Linked DNA regions of Mus musculus: regions 1 and 2 are each linked to region 3. Evidence: chromatin loops called from intact Hi-C (ENCODE). Cell type or tissue: gastrocnemius. All regions are shown on one strand. Links, peaks and the distances in the headings refer to the core of each region. The heading gives the core; the rest is flanking DNA.

Region 1 (5,753 bases), core at 192-5,191, 250 kb after region 3:
TGCCCACAATACAGTCACTTGCCCCTGTCTCTTCCACTGGCTCAGCTAAACTTCAGGACCCATCAGCACTGCTTAAGTCTAAAAAGAATCTCGAGTGAATTTCCTTTGCTAGTTCTAGCATGGTGAGGCAGGGAGTTGCACCATAGCTGTCTGCCTGTGTGATTCCCGCTTCTCCAACAGGGATGGCCTAGCCACAGGTATGCACCCAGTCCTGAACACAAATATTGCTTTTTATATGTGCTGGGGAAAGGGCGAGTCCCACTAGGGATGGGAGCCGGGTACCCCACTCTCACTGTCACTATCTAGTATCTCAGAAAATGTCAGGCTTTAGGACCCAGAAAGCGACCAGGCTCATATGTTAAGTAGTTTGGTCCACTGTACTTAGTGAACACTGATAAGCTAATAACATTGTTGCATTAGGTGCGGGAGAAAGCTTGGGCATAGCTGAAAGAGAACTAAGATACCTGACGCATGAAGGATCTCTGAACAAGAATACTTCCAGACAGAGCGGAGCCAAATCGACCCATAGAGGTAGCAGTCAGCCAAATGGAGACTGCAAAAGACCTGGGGCTGGGGAGGAAAGAAGTGCCCTCTGGGCCTCAGTGGCTGCCAGGGTGATCTGCAATCAGCAATAAAACCCAGAGGGTAGAACCCACTGTGAAATGAGGAGCAGGCCAGACAGACTCCAAGGTAACCTGGCAAAAAACAATGCTGGGTGAGACCATGCCTGGCCGCAGATGTGGTCCGCCCTTGCCTTGTGGTCCGTGGTCAGTAGGATGCTGGAAGCTGCCAGCTGCACTGAGGCAGTGGGCTGGGACCATGGAAACGATGGAGACATCTCTAAGTACCAGTAGGAGACATGGACCTTAGGAGGGGCCTTGGGGACACACTTTAGGGCTCAGTGAGCTGAGTGGGAGTGGGGATAAGGAGATATCAGGGAAAGATAGCCTCACACAGAACTCAAGACAAATAGGAGCTTGTTTGTTTGTTTGTTTGTCTGTCTGTCTGTCTGTCTATGTGAGTTTGTGACAGGGCTCAGCCAGTACTTGCTACCAGGTCTGACAACCCTGAGTTCAATTCCTGAGAGCCACATAAAGAAGCTAAAGAGCCAGCTTTGGCAAGCTGTTCTCTGACCTTCACATGCATGCCGGGATGAATGGCAGGGACACACACGCTACCCCTCACAGAAATGTCACTTCAATTTTAAATTGATTTCTTAAGTTCTTATCTTACGTTATGAATCTTCTGTTTGCAGGTATGCCTGTGTACTACTTGTGTGCAGTGTCCACGAATGCCAGAGAGGGTGTTTGATCCCCTGGAACTGAAGTTGCAGGCGGTGGTGAGCCACCACGTGGGTGCTGGGATTTGAACCCTAGTCCTCTGGGAGGGTAGCCAGCACTCTAAACCACTGAGCTGGCTCTCCAGACCTCTAATTTATTATTTTGGTAGTTGTCTGCATTACACTAAGTTCTAGTAGGGGGCAATGGTGGACGCCTACAAGGAGGAGCAGCTGGATCCTCAGCAGGTGAAGGGCTTCCTGGACAAGAATGAAAAGCTGACTGCTCCCTGATGTCGCCGTGGAAGGAAAGAACCGCTTCAGACAGCTGCTCTCCACACACTTCCCCTCCCGTGGGTGGCACCGCGTGCCTGTGTTCACACACTCACCACATGTGCACACAACAGTAACGGCAAAGAAGGGACATCAGCCTGGACAGCTGTATCACCTACAGGACCATAAGTGTTTCTTCTGATCCAGTTGTCACTCTGAGTTGATGCCCTTTGGTGTGTACTTTATGTCTTTGGGTTTTGCCGTTGTTGTTGTTGTTGTTGTTGTTGTTGGCTCCCTTTCTGGGATGGGTGGATGTGCATATGTTGTGCCTCCCCAGGAAAAGTCTGTCACACAGCAGCCTGACAACTGGACTTTAAAGCCCAGAGCCCATATCAGGGGAGAATTGATTCCCACAAGTTGTCCTGGTGACACACAGACCATGAGACAATGCACTCCCACACATACGCGTACCCACACACAAAACACATGTCAACTAATTATGAATTTCAGAGTTTACTTTCTGATTCTCTGTTTCTTACCAAGAAAAAACAGAGGAGAATCAAAAGGGGTCATGGGAAGATATAGCCAAGGATGTACCTCTAGTGACCTTCCTCCAACAGGCCCCAACTTCTGCATTCACCAGTGAACGGAAATCTGTGCTTCTCTAATCTCCCAGGAGTCTTGGTTTCTTTTCCTGTTGCTGTGATAAAGACACCCTGTCAAAAGCAACTTAAGGAAGAAAATGTTGATTTGGCTCAAAACCCCAGGTCACAGCCCATCGAGGTGGCAGGGGGAGAGAGTAATTCACCCATGCTTGTTCTGAGCTCACTCTGTCTCATTCAGTGAAGGGCCTCCACCTCAGCCCTGAAATTAATATTTTTGTAGTTGTCCCCCACATTCAGGGTGGCCTTCCCACCTCAGTTCACTGAATTAAGAAACTCCCTCACAAGCATGCCCACCGGCTAATGTAAGCTACGTAATCCCCCAGAATCCCTTGAGAAGCCCCTCCCAGGTATTCCTGGTTGTGTCAAGTAGACTATTAAAACTCACCACATACTAGGTGCTTTTTAAAAATGTGTGCATGTGTGTGTGTGTGTTTGCACATGTGCACATATAGAGACTCAAGGGTGTTGCAGGGAAAGGGGCATCAGAGAACAGCTTTATGAAGCGGTTCATAAAGGAAAGGGTCTTTCATCTTTCCATGGGTTCCAGGGATCAAACTCAGGAGTCAGGCTCGCCTAACAGTGTGTCCCTCACTGAGCCAACTCATGGACCCTCCTGCATACTTCTTAATCAAGTTGACAAAATTAACCTCTGCAAAGGCATTCCCTTTGTTGTGGGTTTTTGCATTATTATAAGCACTGCTTCAATCTCCTTCTTTGTTCTAGGTCCTGCATGATTTTATTTTTGTCTCTTTGTGTCAGTTTTGATAGTTTTCACATTTACAGGCCCTGCAATTGTCAATGTATATACTTCTTCCAAAAGCAGGTGGCAGGGGCTGGAGAGTGGCTCAGTGAAGAGCACTTGCTGCAACTTCCACAGGACTAGAGTTCTGGTCCCAGCATCTACACTGCACAGTAGCAGAGCTACTCGTTATAGCGCTGGCTTCAGGGGAGCTGATGCCCTCTTGTGGCTTTCACCGGTACTGCAATGCATCCACTACCATAGCTCTTTGAGGAATAGGTAGTAATAACTTTTTCTACTTTTGATTATTTGAATATTTTCATTCTCTCTCTCTCTCTCTCTCTCTCTCTCTCTCTCTCTCTCTCTCTCTCTCTCTCTCCCTCTCCCCCTCCCCCTCCCCCTCTCCCTCTCCCTCTCCCTCTCCCTCTCTCTCCCTCTCCCTCCCTCCCTCCCTCTCTCGTCACCCCCCCTCCAATCAGTCTACTGAAGGCTTCTCAATTTTGACATTTTCTAGGAAGTAATTTCAGTTTCATTGATACTTATCCTTCCCTTTTGTCATTTAATAATTAGCACACTCTTGCATTTCATTAAGACATTCAGTTGGCAGTGAACTTGAGGCTTTCTCTTCCATGCTGAGGACTGACTTCAGAGACTTATGCTCTACCACGCAGATGCTCACAGCCCTCTTGGTTTATAACATGGCCATTAACAGCTAGACATTTCCCAGTTACATTTCAGGAGTTTCACGTGGTGTATTTTCACTTTAAATATACCACAGTATTTCCAAATTTCCCTTTTGATTTTTTTTCTTTGATTCATTGGAGAAGAATTTGATGTTGCCATCCAGGCACTTCAGTATCCTGAAGATCCAGTTGCTGAGGAAACTGAGGGAAGAGACCTACCACGAGGACACACAGAGACTAAGTAACCCAGCTTCACTTGGACTGAGTGAGACCCACTCCCCTTCTGACAATGCACAGTAGCCTACTGCCTTCTGCACTGACTACGTGCACACTCATCCCTCTCCAAACAGTGGATCTGGCTTCCTCAGAACCTCCTCAAACCCCTGCCTTCCAAGCACTGTGTGTACTCTCTGAAGAGTAGTACAGATTTCTCACTCCTAATGACAATCACATTAGACCGTTTCTACTTAACTTTCCTCCCAATGTATCCAGTAGGAAGAAGAGAAGCGCCGGTTTCTGGGGTATACACGCGGAGGCACATTGTGTCTGTTGAGAGACCTTGGAGGTAGACCTTTACCATCTTCTGCCTGTATATAGTTGCGCGTAAATATGATTAGAGTAAGATGCACTATGTGAAGAGGCACTCAGTATGACATACTCTACCAAACTACAATGTAACTAGCTGCGGCAAGCTCCTGTCTGCACAACCTCACTGCCTACCGTGGATGCACAACTGGGAGCCAAAGTAAAACCTTAGGTGGCTCTTGTCATTTGTTGCAGCGATGAGAAAAGTGTTAGTGTGTGGCTATGACCTTCTTTATATGTTTCTAAAAAGACAGTGTGCTGGGGGCATAGGTCATGGCAGGGCATGTTCTCGGCATGGCAGAGGTTCTGAGTTCAAGTCCCAGCACTGTGGGGGGAAACCCCAGAAAAAGCAAAACCAGGATTAGTGATGGGTGTGGGTCCTGGGGAGAACTAAGGTTGGTGGAGAGCTTGCTTAGCATGTGTGGAGCCCTGGGTTCCAGCACTTGAGGAGTAAGGGGACAAGATTAGGAGTTTAAGGCCATCCGGGCGACAGAGACTCTGAGGTTAGTCTGGGGTGGGATGGGGAGACACAGAGACAGAGAATCTAGTTTTGTATTACTGTTCTGGGAGGAACAGCTGACTAAGCGGCAGGAAACGGGGTGACCTCTCCACTGAGGCTCACGGGAAGGAGGAGGTGAGGCAGGGTGGGCAGGTTTAACCTGACATCATTTGAATGGTTTCAGCAAACACAGGACATTAGTTGCCATTCTGTGTCCAGACGAGGCTCAAGGGTGATATGGTCGGTGGTCTGGAGTGTGAGCCCAAGAGAGAAGTGGCTGAGGGATTAATTTGACCTTAACAGGCAACCCTAGAGGGCAGACCTCTAGTCAGAGCCTCCTGTTTGAATCAAATGGGTGTTAAAAAGAAAAGCTATCACAGAGCTGCCGTTAGGCCTAATGACTTGAGTTCAATTTCTGAGAGGAAAGCTAACTCCTATAAGGCATTCTCAAACCAGTGTGATGAATTCAGGATATCTCTGGTGACATGGCCTCTGCTCACTGCAGCCTTAGTTCTACACAACAATCGAACCGTGCACTGGCGACACCGAACAGAGCCAATGAACACTGCATATGAAACTTAATGATTTACGTACAGAAAATGCACCTTTAACACATGTCTACCCCTATTTCCCAGCATGCATCAACCCATCTTTGTATTGTATTGGTTGGATGTGTTGGTTCTTTGTTGGCTTAACAGTGCCTCCTCTGGCAAAGGACCCAGCACTCATATCAGGGGGCTTGCAATTGCTTGTAACTGCAGTACAGGGGATCTACCCTCCTCTGGTTGTACCTATACACACAGTACACATAAACTCACACAGGCTCACAACGCACACATATACACACAAGCTTAAAAATATTTTAAAACTGCTGCTCAAGTTGCATCTTTTAAAATTCAGAAAGAAAAGATGGGGCTTGGGAACTGGCTCAATGGTTAAAGTACTTCTTGCACAAGACGGACAACCTAGTTGAGATCTCTATAAGCCACATTACAGAAAAGGGAGATGTCAAAGGGTATCTATCTGTTACCCC
Region 2 (5,753 bases), core at 192-5,191, 68 kb after region 3:
CCTTAAGACCACAGTGTTTCTCAGTATAAGTTCCCTCCCTTTCACCTGGATTTGGCTAGACTAGCTCGTCAGCAGCCCCGGGATAGACATGTCTGTCACTGACCTCCTAGCACTGGGATTACCAACGTGCAGCACACGCTTGGCTCTTGGCATGAGTCCTGGAGATCACACACTCAGATGTTCATGCTTGTGCAGCTGCTGAGCTGTCCCCACATTCCATATCCCCAAGGGTATCTTTCCCATGACTGTAATGTGTCCTGCACATAACCTGCCCCTGATAGCCTCGACCCAAGATCAGCAGACCGTACTAGAGAAAGGGCCTATCGAATCGATGGGCATTCATTTTATACCACCTGTCCTGGCAGCATCCAGCTAAGACCTGCAGACCCTAACAGAGCATAAGATGAGAAGGGGCCTGTGGTCTCATTTGGCATCTGTTACCCTTTCCGCAGACATAAGTAACTTGTGCCCTGTAAATGCCTAGGGAGGACAGCAAACCTCACACAGAAATAGCCAAGAATGCAGAGCATATCCGATGGCAAAGGCCACTTGGGCAGATCCGATGGCAGATGCCTTCTTCCTAGAGGCACACATTTCTTCCCTGACTTGTAGGTAGGCAGGGAAGGTTGACTGCCCTTGTCAGGTCTCTTGCAGTACACTGCTAAAGTGACAGCTATATTAGTCAGCTTTCAGTTGCTGTGACAACAACCACCCCCTCACCCTCTCCCCCCAAAAAAACAACAACAACAAACCCAGCTTTCTGAAAGCAACTTTTATATTCCTGTTATAATTTTCATCTCCAAGGCTTAATGCCTCAGTCTGCTAACCTAGGTTTAGCCCTGGAAGTGTCTTACCTCTGTACAATCTAATCTAGGCCTGGAATATTCTCAGCCTCTGAGGCTTGCTGCTGAGTAAGCTCGCCCTTTCTTGTTCTTGCTGAGCTCTGCCTGGCTGGTCTATTCAGCTGTTCTGGCTCAAACTCCTCTCCAAGATGACTGGTTCAATCTGGCTTCTCTTAGTTTCCCATGAATTGCTCAAAATGGCCTCAAACTGACTATATCTTTTCTAATCGTCTGACTCATTCTCATTATTCTCTTGCTTGTTTTATCTTTACCTGTGTCTAGCGTCTTCTCTCTGTAAAGCTCTCCCGGTAACACTGCCTCCTTCTCGCTCTCTGAGCTGCTCCACTCTCCCTCTCAACTCTACTGCACCACTCTCTGCTCTCCTTGAACTCTACTGTATCCTGTACTGCACTCTCTTCCCCCTGTGCTGTCTGTCTCCCCCTTAAGTAGCTTCCCTTTCCTCTCTGTTCTCATGAGAGTTGGGCAGATCCTATCCCACCAAATCTTTCTCTGATTTGTCACTTTGCCTGCTACTCAATTAGACATCGCTTTCATACATGGATGCTTCCTTCTACAGCTTGACCTTCATTGTTTGAGATTAAAGGTGAGTACTAAGGACATGTTCATATTCCCACCAGAGGAATTAAAGGTATGTGCTAAGGGCTGAGCCACACCACAACTAGAAACAGGTTCAAATATTCTGTACTGCAGCTCAAAGGAGAAAAGATTGATTCTGACTCACTATACTGGCTTCAGTTGATCGTACCTTGGTCTCTTGTCCCCATCACGTTAGGCCTGTGACAAAGCAGAGCCTCACTGTTAGAGGTAGAGAGCAAACCACTTATATAATAGAATCCAGGGAGAAAGAGAGAGGGAAGCTGGGTCCCAATATGTCCTTCAAGGGACATTGTCAATGACCTCTAATTACTAGCTGGGGACCAAGCCTTTGTCACAAAAGAAACTGTTTCTAAAGAGAATAAAGCAAGCATGGTAGAACAAGGCAAACTGTCTTCCTTCTCTGGCCTCCAAGTGTGTATGCATATGCTACATGTGTACATAAATTCATTCATTTATTCTCAGAAAAAAAAAAGTCCACGTCGAATGTAGAATTCCATACACAGCTATAGGATGTTTGCTTTACTCTCCCAACTACTATTACTCTCTGTCTGTTCAAAAGATTCATACTCTGGGACTCATGTGCTTCAGATTCTACAAATGGGAAGCAGTCTGCAAAGCTGCTGGAAGCCCAGCGTCATAAGATGTCACATTCTTTAACCAGCCCAAGATTCTCTCTGGATTACAGCTTCCTTCTGTGATTCAAGCAGAGACAAGTGGGGAGAGGGCTTCTTTCTAGGTTATGCTATATCTATATAGAAGCTTAAAGGGCCCAACCTCCCACTTCCAGGAGACTGGAACTGCTGAAGGCCACAGTCTAGAATTCCATGGGAGCAGCTTTCCTACCCTCCTACCTCATCCCACCATTGCAGTTCTCCTACCCTACCCCCGCACCCTTAATCCAGGGTAGTTCTGTGTCATTCTGAAAGTCCCCGAAAGGCTTACTTGTAGCTGTGACAAAATTCCTAACCAAAGCAACTTAATGAAGGTAGGATTTATTTTGGCTCATGGCTTGATGGGTACAGTCCATCCTGACACTGGCTCACAGTTTGATGGGTACAGTCCATCATGGCATGGAAGGCAAAGCAGCAGGAGGGTGAGGCAGCTGCTCACATCACATCCACAGGTAGGAAGCAGAGATAAATGATGTTGCTCAGATCATTGTCTCCTTTTATTCCATCAGGACCTCATCCTGTGGGTCTTGCTACTTCAATTAACCTAATCTAGAAAACCCCTAACAGATATGCCCAGAGATCTGTTTTCCATTATAATTCTAAATCCCATCAAGTGGAGAAGATTAACCATCATAATGCCCTAGTTAGAAACTGTCTGTTTATAACCCCTCCAATAATTATTATCCTGTGTTGAACACAGAACCCACTGGCCCAGGGTCTTCAAGACAGCTTCTCCCAACCCCAAGCCACCAGCTGTAGTGCCTGCTTGTAAAGTCTCATGCCCAAAATGGTCCTCAGATAACTCTCTCCTGGTGTACACACTCTTAATCCTAAGGGACCTGTAGCTAGTGAGCGGCCAGGACATCAGCATGGAAGCTCCACAATCTTGTGTCAGTTCTGACCAGCCTGAGACTGACACTTCACCTGCAGCAGGTAAAGTCCTTTGACTTCCTACCATTCCAATCCTGCCATCCTACTCCTTTAGGGGATTTTTTTTAATGGATCACATTTATTCAAGCCTATGTCTCAGAGTTCATTTAAGAGGAACATATAGATGTTTAAGGACCTCCCCACCAAAAAAGAAATTACTGTAGTGAGCATGTTCTTAGAGAGATACTAGAAGATATGATTCAGTAAAACAATGGTATGAACTAAGGAAGGGGCCCAGAATCATTACAATCTGCTGCAACAGGCTAAGAGGAGCTCGGAGGCAAGGCCAAGGGTGAGGGTCAGGGCAGGAGGAGCCACCCACAGCCAGGAACCCAAGTGTTCCGGGAAAAGGGGAAATTGATAGAACAGTGATTTAGCTACTTGGGAAGTAATATGAATTCACATTTAACTGATCTAATGTGGCACTTAGAAAAGGAGCAGAGACAGGGACACAGAAATCTCAATAAAGGGGAAACATGTGGGCATTAACTCCAGGAAAGAAACATCATCATGCTCTACTTCACTTTGCAGGAAGCATAATCTACCGTCCTAATGACACAAACACTGCCTATCGATTTAACCAAAAGTCGTGATAAAAGTCTGCTGGGGGTGGAGGAAGAGCCAAGGGAAGGAAGTTCATGGAGGGCTCAATCACCAGTTCTCACTGCAGTCAATAAACAATGCTTAAAATCCATTAATGAAGACATACATGGCAGCATTGTATAATAGTTCAAGAGATGGAAGTAAGCAGTCACAGTGAATACTACCAACAAGAATCTAACTGATACAAACATTTACTTTTAAACATCAATGCTTAAGAAGGGATGAGGCGTGATCTCTAACATAATACATGTACACAAGCACACACACACACACACACACACAGAGCCTGTTATGCCACTGACATAGGAACAAACCTGGTTGCCCCTGGGAAGGGAGACTCACAACCCCGAGTCCTTCCTCCCAGTCAATGGACTGACATTCTTTCAGACTTGAAAAGGGGGCCCCTAAAGAACAACACACTCCCAGATGACCATCTGATCACAGCTACATGATCAGGCCTAGCCAGGGTTGTCAGGCTGTCTCGCAATGGAAAGGCCAAGAATCCCCTGGTAGTTGTTCAGTCCACAAGACGGGATGTCTCAGCAGTCCCAATCTGGTGCTGGAGGTCCCCAGAGGATTCCAGCTGGTCTTCAAACTACATACATTGGCATCTCAACAAAGTAGTTTCTAACACCAGCAAAGAAATGCCTCAGTGACAGGATAGGTGAACTTGCCAGGGAAAGTGAAGGCAAGCAGACAACGCAAACGCTTCCTTCCCCCACGTCCTTTCTTGTAGGCTGCCACCAGAAGGCATGGCCCAGATTTAAGGTGCATCTTCTCACCTCAAATGATCCAATCAAGAAAATCCTTTGCAGGTGTGCAAAGCTGCTTGGCTTTTAGTTGATTCCAAATGTAGTCAGGTTGGCAACCAAGATGAGCAGAAGATAAGAGGGAAGTGGGGGCTTTAACAGTAACTGGCCGAGAGCCCATTCATGTGATATTTTAGGAGAAAACTTGGCTGTCTTCTATCCCTATCCTAAGAATTTGCTGAAGGCCAAAAAGTTATGGACTAATTTCTTTGGTGGAGGAGATTTCAAGGCACCTAATATTGGCTCCGTCTTGTGATCTTTACTAATCACTCTTATGCATTGCTCTCTCTCTCTCTCTCTCTCTCTCTCTCTCTCTCTCTTTCTTTCTTTCTAGATAGGGTTTCTCTGTGTAGCCCTGGCTGTCCTGGAACTCACTCTGTAGACCAGGCTGGCCTCGAACTCAGAAATCGGCCTGCCTCTGCCTCCCAAGTGCTGGGATTAAAGGCACCCGGCCTCTTATGCATTTCTACAATGAAAAAAAATAGTAAGTGTAGGACAAAAAGAAATACAAAATGTTCCATTTGAAGAGCAAAAGAGCAGAAACAATTTTGCTGCAAGTTTTGTGCCCAGAGACAGAAGTAGAAGGAAACAATCTTGCAGTTAAGTCTAGTGCTGAGAGACATAGTAAGGAGAATCCTGCTCTTCATTGAAATCAAAGGAAGGGTGATCTCAGGGTAAGACCCCACCCAGCTAAGCTTACAACATGGGAAAGGGAAAGGCCCAAGGGACTGTCTGTTCCTAATAGGCAATGGCTAATCAAAGCTCCTACAAATGTGATTCAATTTGAGGGCCAGGGTTCACCCTAAATGGGTAACAAAAAATGACAGTCTCCTCCACGCAGATCTTGCTTTAATCACGAAAGATACATGAGTAAGAGAGATGGGAATCTTCCTCTGTGGTTAAAGAGGCCTCTGACAGGGCTGGAGACGTGGCTCAGTGGTTAAGAGCACTGACTGCTCTTCCTGAGGTCCTGAGTTCAATTCCCAGCAACCACATGGTGGCTCACAACCATCTATAATGGGATCCCGTACCCTCTTCTGGTGTGTCTGAAGACAGCATACAGTGCGCTCACATATATAAAATAAATAACTAGATCTGGACTTTTAAAGCAATGTTGAGAGTGGAAGACTATGGGGACGTCTGAAGATGGCACAAATGTGTATTGCATCATGAAGTAGTTATGAGCCGTATAGAGACAAGAGAGTAGAATGTGGTAGTTTGAATGAGAATAGATTCATATGTTTGAATACTTGATTCCCAATTAGTAGAACTGTTTGGGA
Region 3 (5,753 bases), core at 201-5,200:
TTTGTTTTTGATACAGGAAGATCTCTAATAGGGTAGCCTGGGCTAGTTAGAACTTACTATCAGTTTCAATCTCTTGAGTTCTGGGATTGCACAAGTGTACCAACATGCCTAGATACACTGATAATTTTTTCATGTTATCTTCACAATGCGTATGCTTATGCACGTGTGTGCCCTGTGGTATAACCCCACTGGCATAAGGTGGCACAAGCATAGTAGTTAGAAGAAGAAAATCTTATAAATTGTATAAACTTTTGGTGAGTTGGGAATCTAACTCTTGGCTTCATGCATGCTAGACAAACATTGTAGTAACCGAGCTGTATTCCCAGCCCCTCTTTGGTTTTTATATAAGAACTTGACAAAGTGAACTGTCTTAGCCTTAGAGGGGAAAAAACTGTAGAATATAAACATCTGTAACCAAGTAAAAACTATTCCATTCAATGTTCAGTCTGTCCTCTCCTCAAGAATGGTGAAGCATGTTTGCTTGCCTCTTTCCCAATACACATGCACACACACACACACACACACACACACACCACACAACCCACTGCATTGTCAACAGCCCTGTCCAGCTAAGACATCAGACAGACATCTGTCCAGCTTAGAGCACCACACCTACCTCCCTCTTAGGCTCTACCCACATCCTTTTTGTCTCCTTCCCTGATCAAAATATGGCCCCTCGGGATAGTGAAAGCTGTTGTCTTATCCCTACAAGAGTGTTTCTATATTCCATAGTGTGCCAAGCCCTCTTTCAAGACCCAGTTCAGGAATGGTAGAATGGCTCATCTGATGGCTAGTTTTATGTCAGCTTGGCACACGCTGGAGTCATCTGAGAAAAAAAGAATCTCAACTGAGAAAATGACTCCCTAAGATCTGGCTGTAGGCAAACCTGTAGCTCAATTTTTAAATTATGGGTCCAGTCTACTGTGGGTGGGGTCATCTCTCCAATGATGGTTCTGGGTTCTATAAGAAAACAGGCTGAGTGAGTTATGGGGAACAAGCCAGTAAGTAGCACCTCTCCACGACCTCTGCATCAGCTCCTGCCTCCAGATTCTTGTTCTGAGTTCCTGCCTTGGCTTCCCTCAATGGACTGTGACTCATGATCTTTAAGCCAAATAAATCCTTCCCTCCCCCAAGCCACTTTTGGTCATGGATGAATCTTCTTCTTCTTCTTCTTCTTCTTCTTCTTCTTCTTCTTCTTCTTCTTCTTCTTCTTCTTCTTCTTCTTCTTCTTCGTCTTCTTCTCCTTCTTCTTTCTTCTTCTTCCCCCTCCTCCTCTGCATCCTCTCTCCCTCTTCCATTTTCTCCTTCTTTCTCCCCTTCTGCTCCACCTTCTCTTTTATCTGCCCAATCATCAGCTTTCCTTTATTTTACAAATTAAGGTGGGAAGCAGGTTTACAGGAAATCACCTGAGTGCTGACTCATTCCTTGTTCGAAACCCCTCACAGGAGAACAGATTTAACATCAAATATAATTAGCCCCAGGGCTATCCACAACAACTGGCAAGCTGGAGAACCAGGACAGCAGCTGGTGTGAATTCTATCCTTGTCTAAATGTATAAGAACAGAGAGAGACAACACTGTCTCTCCAGCACAAAGGCAGTGGGCTCAAGACCCAGGAAAACTAGCATCTGAGTCCAGTCAAGAAGACCAGTGTTGGGCCAAGGCAGTCAGGCCATGTCCCATTGTTCAGACTCCATTCTCTTGAGACCTTTGGCTGATTGGATGAGGTCCACCCACACTGAGAACTCAGTTGCTCTGTCCAACTCCCTGGTTCAAAGGCGGGTCACCCACTCAGACACGCCTAATGTGTGCAGGCACTCTGTGACCCAGTCAGTCTCGTCACACTCGATCCTAAGCCATCTCTGTCTGGAGAGCTGCCACACTTGGCAGAATGGCACACAGCTTGAGTGACAGCCATGTATTCCCACTTTTCTCCATGTACTTATCCTTGATCACAAGGCCCAGTACACAGCTACCCTTCTGTTTGTTCCCTTTCCAAAACAGGTGGCCCACAAATACACAAGTCTCTGGATAAGCAGGGGCCCAGCAGCCTTTCCCCAAACAGATCCTGATGGCAAAAGATATAATGGAGTGACAAGCATGCATGAAAAGCCTGTCACCAAGCTAGGGACAGGAGAGTAGAGAAGAGACCTTAGAGAGCTCAGATACCCACCAGGCCTTCCTCCTCCATAGACATCCCTGCCTCTGCCTTAGTTTCAAAGGGTAAAAAATAACCCAATCAATCAAGTCCACCACAGTTGAGAATTCAAGGTGGGAGGAACTTGAATCTACTGGTCAAGTCACCCCCACAGTCAAGAACTGAGAGCAACAAGTGAGTGAGTGAGTGAATGAATGAATGAATGAATGCTACAGCTCAGCTCATAATCTCCATTTTTATATAGTTCTTTATACCCAACCCAGAGAGATGGTTCCACTCTCAGTGAGGGGGTCTTCTCTCAGCAATGAGTATAAGATACTCCTTCATAGTTGTTCTCAGAGGCCCATCTCCCAGGTGATTGTAGACTATGTCAGGCTGACAGCTAACACAAACCATCATAGCCTCCTTCCCCAACTGGACAGTGCCTGTGGCACATGAGCAGGGATGCCGTTGCTCAGATCCATCAGCAGGTGGCCTAAATCTGGACCCCCACCAGCACCATCCACAAAGACAAGATATGCCATTTATAGGACCAGGACAATGATCGCCCTCATTTCAGCCTGATGATGGCCCCTCTCCACACAGCACACTTAATGCAGCATTAGCACTGTTCAGAGGCAGATAAAAATAGTGTTGGATCAAAGAGGTAGTTTCCTCATTCTGTCTCTGAAGACAGATCAGTGGGCCGGGTGCATGTGGGCAAATCCAATTTTTCCCCCTTCTTGGCAGGAGCCTCTACATATTCTCTCCATGAGTACAGAGAAGCCTGCCAATGTTGACATCCGAGGCTGAGATCATAGGCTCCACTTTAGCTGCGAGTCAACCCACTCCCAGCCTGCTAGGTCTGTGCTCGCGTTTTACAGACAGGGAAGCTAAGCTCAGACAGCAGCAGCTGCTGCGGAATAGTTCACCGGCTGCAGATTGATACCGATGACAATTGACTATCAGCCCTGTGACCTGCAACTCTGCAGATTGTGACACCATCTCCATTCTGTAAGTGGGGAAAACCATGGCTGGGAGGGGCCTTTCCATTCCAGCAGGGATCCGTGACAGCTGTGAGTCCAGCCACCCTGTCTTAGTCAGTGTTCTATTGCTGTGAAGAGACACCATGATCATGGCAACTCTCACTGAGGGAAGCATTTCATTGGGACTAGATTACAGTTTCAGAGGTTTGGTCCATCATCAGCCTGGTGGCAAGCAAACAGACATGATGTGAGAGAGGGAGCTGAGAGTTCTACATCCAGATCTGCAAGAAGAGAGACTCTGGGACTGGTGTAGGCTTTTGAAACCCCATAACCCGCCCTACAGTGACATGATTCCTCCAATAAGGCCAAGGCTTCTAATCTCATTAGCACCATTTCCTAATGACCAAACATTCAAATAAATTAACCTATGGGGGCCATTCCTATTAAAACTACCACCACCTCTCTCTCTCTCTCTCTCTCTCTCTCTCTCTCTCTCTCTCTCTCTCTCTCACACACACACACACACACACACACACACACACATACACACACACACACCACCAGAAACTTGAAGTCTTTCTCCAGAAGCCTGATGTCTTCTAGGACTGCAAATCTCATATCAGATAGCTTGTAAATGATGGAGATGTATATAGGAGCTGTATCACAGGAGATGGTGATATCCTGTCTCCATCATTTACAAGGTTTTATGTGGATTGTCCTTTACTTTCTACCCACAGGCATGGGTGTGAGTGGAGCCTGGGACTGCAGGCCACGCCTCCAGAGAGTAGACTGCCCACCTGGGTGCACCAGAAGTGCTGAGCACTGGACCCTGAAGGCTTCCTCTGTAAGCTGGCACTGATACCCACCTCCCAGGGGCTGTGAAGGTTAGCTGAACTGTTCCCAGCATTGCTTCCAACGAGTAGATCCAGAATTCTGGAGCTCATGTTGCTTGCACCACAAAGGCAAATGATTAGAGACAATCATGAGGCTTTCCATTAGGCTTTGTTCAGAGAGCTGGCCATCAGAGAAGGCAGAACATGATGGAAAATGCTTCACATCTCACTTCCAGCCAGAAGATTGTATGGAGTCACAGGGACAGAGACAGCCATTCCAAAGTTCAGGATTGCCCCACTCTGGTCAGGTGACGTGATTCTTAAAATAAACTTTTCCTCCCCTAAACATCCTTTGTCAGCATATCTTATCACAGCAACAAGAAAAGACACTAAAGGCCAGGCAGTGGTGGCACACGCCTGTAATCCCAGCACTTGGGACGCAGAGGCAGGTGGATTTCTGAGTTCGAGGCCAGCCTGGTCTACAGAGTGAGTTCCAGGACAGCCAGGGCTACACAGAGAAATCCTGTCTCCAAAAACCAGAAAAAAAAAAAAAAAAGAAAGAAAAGAAAAGACACTAAGGCAGGGGGTCAACCGCCTGAGACTGGTGTCTCACTCACTACCATCCAGTCTTAGAGTGTTACTGCTGTGAGCAGACACCATGACCGAGGCAAGTCTTATAAAGGACACCATTTAATTAGGGCTGGCTTAAAGGTTCAGAGGTTCAGTCCAGTATCATCAAGGTGGGAGCAGGGTAGCATCTAGGCAGGCACGGTGCAGGAGGAGCTGAGAGTTCTGCATCTTCATCTGAAGACTGCTAGCAGAATAGTAACTTCCAGGCACAAGGATGAGGATCTTAAAGCCCACCCCCACAGTGACACACCCACTCCAACAAGGCCACACCCACTCCAAGGCCACACCTCCGAATAGTGCCACTCCCTGGGCCAAGCATATTCAAACCAGGACACATCCCTTGCACCTCTCCCTCATTCTCTGAATGTCTGGACTCAGTCGATTCTTGAGACACTGAGTCTAGCTAGTGTCAGTCTTACATTCCTGCAGGGCATCTATGCTCCCAGGGATTGGCTTTTTAAAACATGGATCCTGAGAACAAAACTCTCGTCTGAATGCTTGTGCCATCTCCTCAGAGCAAAGTTAGCGTTTCTAGTTTGCACACATCTGAGTCACAGGGCTTCAGGGACCTGCTTTGACACTTGTCTTCCTCTATCCAGAAGCACTCATTTTCTGAGGACAATCCATGCTAGGTCCCTGCCAGGTCACATAGCATGACAGAGACTGAAGAAGGTCACCCTGGTGGAGAAGCCCCCAGCTGCTTGCAGAGGAGGCATCAGGCTCCTTCCAGTTTCAGCAGCTCAACACATTGAAGACTGTTTGCTCCCAGGGGAAGAAAGAGACGCTGTGCTTTCAGCCTTGACATGGGTTTAGCATCAAGATGCCTTCACTTACTAAAGCAACTAACACTTCCAAACCCCTAGACAAAACCAGTGCTCATTTTAGCCTGCAAATGATTCACAGTTGCTCTGTGTGGGTTAATTCTGCATTGTTTGAATGAGCCACTGCCTTTGAAAGCCATAGCACCAGGGAGGAGGGTAGCTAGCTAGCAAGAAGGAGGTATAGCAAGGAAGAGCAAAGTTTAAAGAGATCTCTAGGACCAGGCTGAAGGCAATCACCATTAGATTAAGGAATTACCCATGGCAGTTAAAAAACAAATTAGATCAAGGAGAATATTTTCCCTGAATATCACTAGAGAATGAAAAGGAGTTGATCTGTCTGCACTGCA

What was found. Hi-C counts contacts between places; a loop is a spot of excess contacts. Peaks named below come from ENCODE experiments on the same cell type or tissue, not always from the same donor. Only the 100,000 strongest peaks of a DNase experiment are listed, where the experiment ranks them.
Region 1: it touches region 3 in a loop (2.5-fold over the local background); 2 of 42 quality-filtered maps call a loop at or near these places.
Region 2: a loop joins it to region 3, with 2.4 times the contacts of the local background. A loop is called at or near these places in 6 of 42 quality-filtered maps.

What each region holds. Positions count from the first base shown.
Region 1 is chr1:36,131,632-36,137,384 of GRCm38, forward strand. It overlaps Gm33280 (a long non-coding RNA gene), which reads left to right and starts at 354. Exons shown (of 3, transcript XR_003948643.1): 1 at 354-690; 2 at 1,256-3,232; 3 at 3,781-5,590. In gastrocnemius, for the core only: a CTCF peak has its summit at 3,175 (motif pointing left); a DNase peak (open chromatin) is centred at 3,171.
Region 2 is chr1:35,944,844-35,950,596 of GRCm38, forward strand. All of the region lies in intron 1 of Gm33176 (a long non-coding RNA gene), which reads left to right. Among named protein-coding and RNA genes, the nearest start is that of Gm33176, 5.7 kb to the left of the region's middle. In gastrocnemius, for the core only: no CTCF peak of the experiment used is centred there; no DNase peak of the experiment used is centred there; H3K27ac peaks cover 1,131 bases.
Region 3 is chr1:35,876,823-35,882,575 of GRCm38, forward strand. It overlaps 1110002O04Rik (a long non-coding RNA gene), which reads left to right. Exons shown (of 4, transcript XR_373312.4): 2 at 2,887-3,150; 3 at 3,860-4,006; 4 at 4,122-4,343. Among named protein-coding and RNA genes, the nearest start is that of 1110002O04Rik, 9.8 kb to the left of the region's middle. In gastrocnemius, for the core only: a CTCF peak has its summit at 2,616; DNase peaks (open chromatin) are centred at 1,858, 2,671 and 2,944; H3K4me3 peaks cover 881 bases; H3K27ac peaks cover 1,143 bases.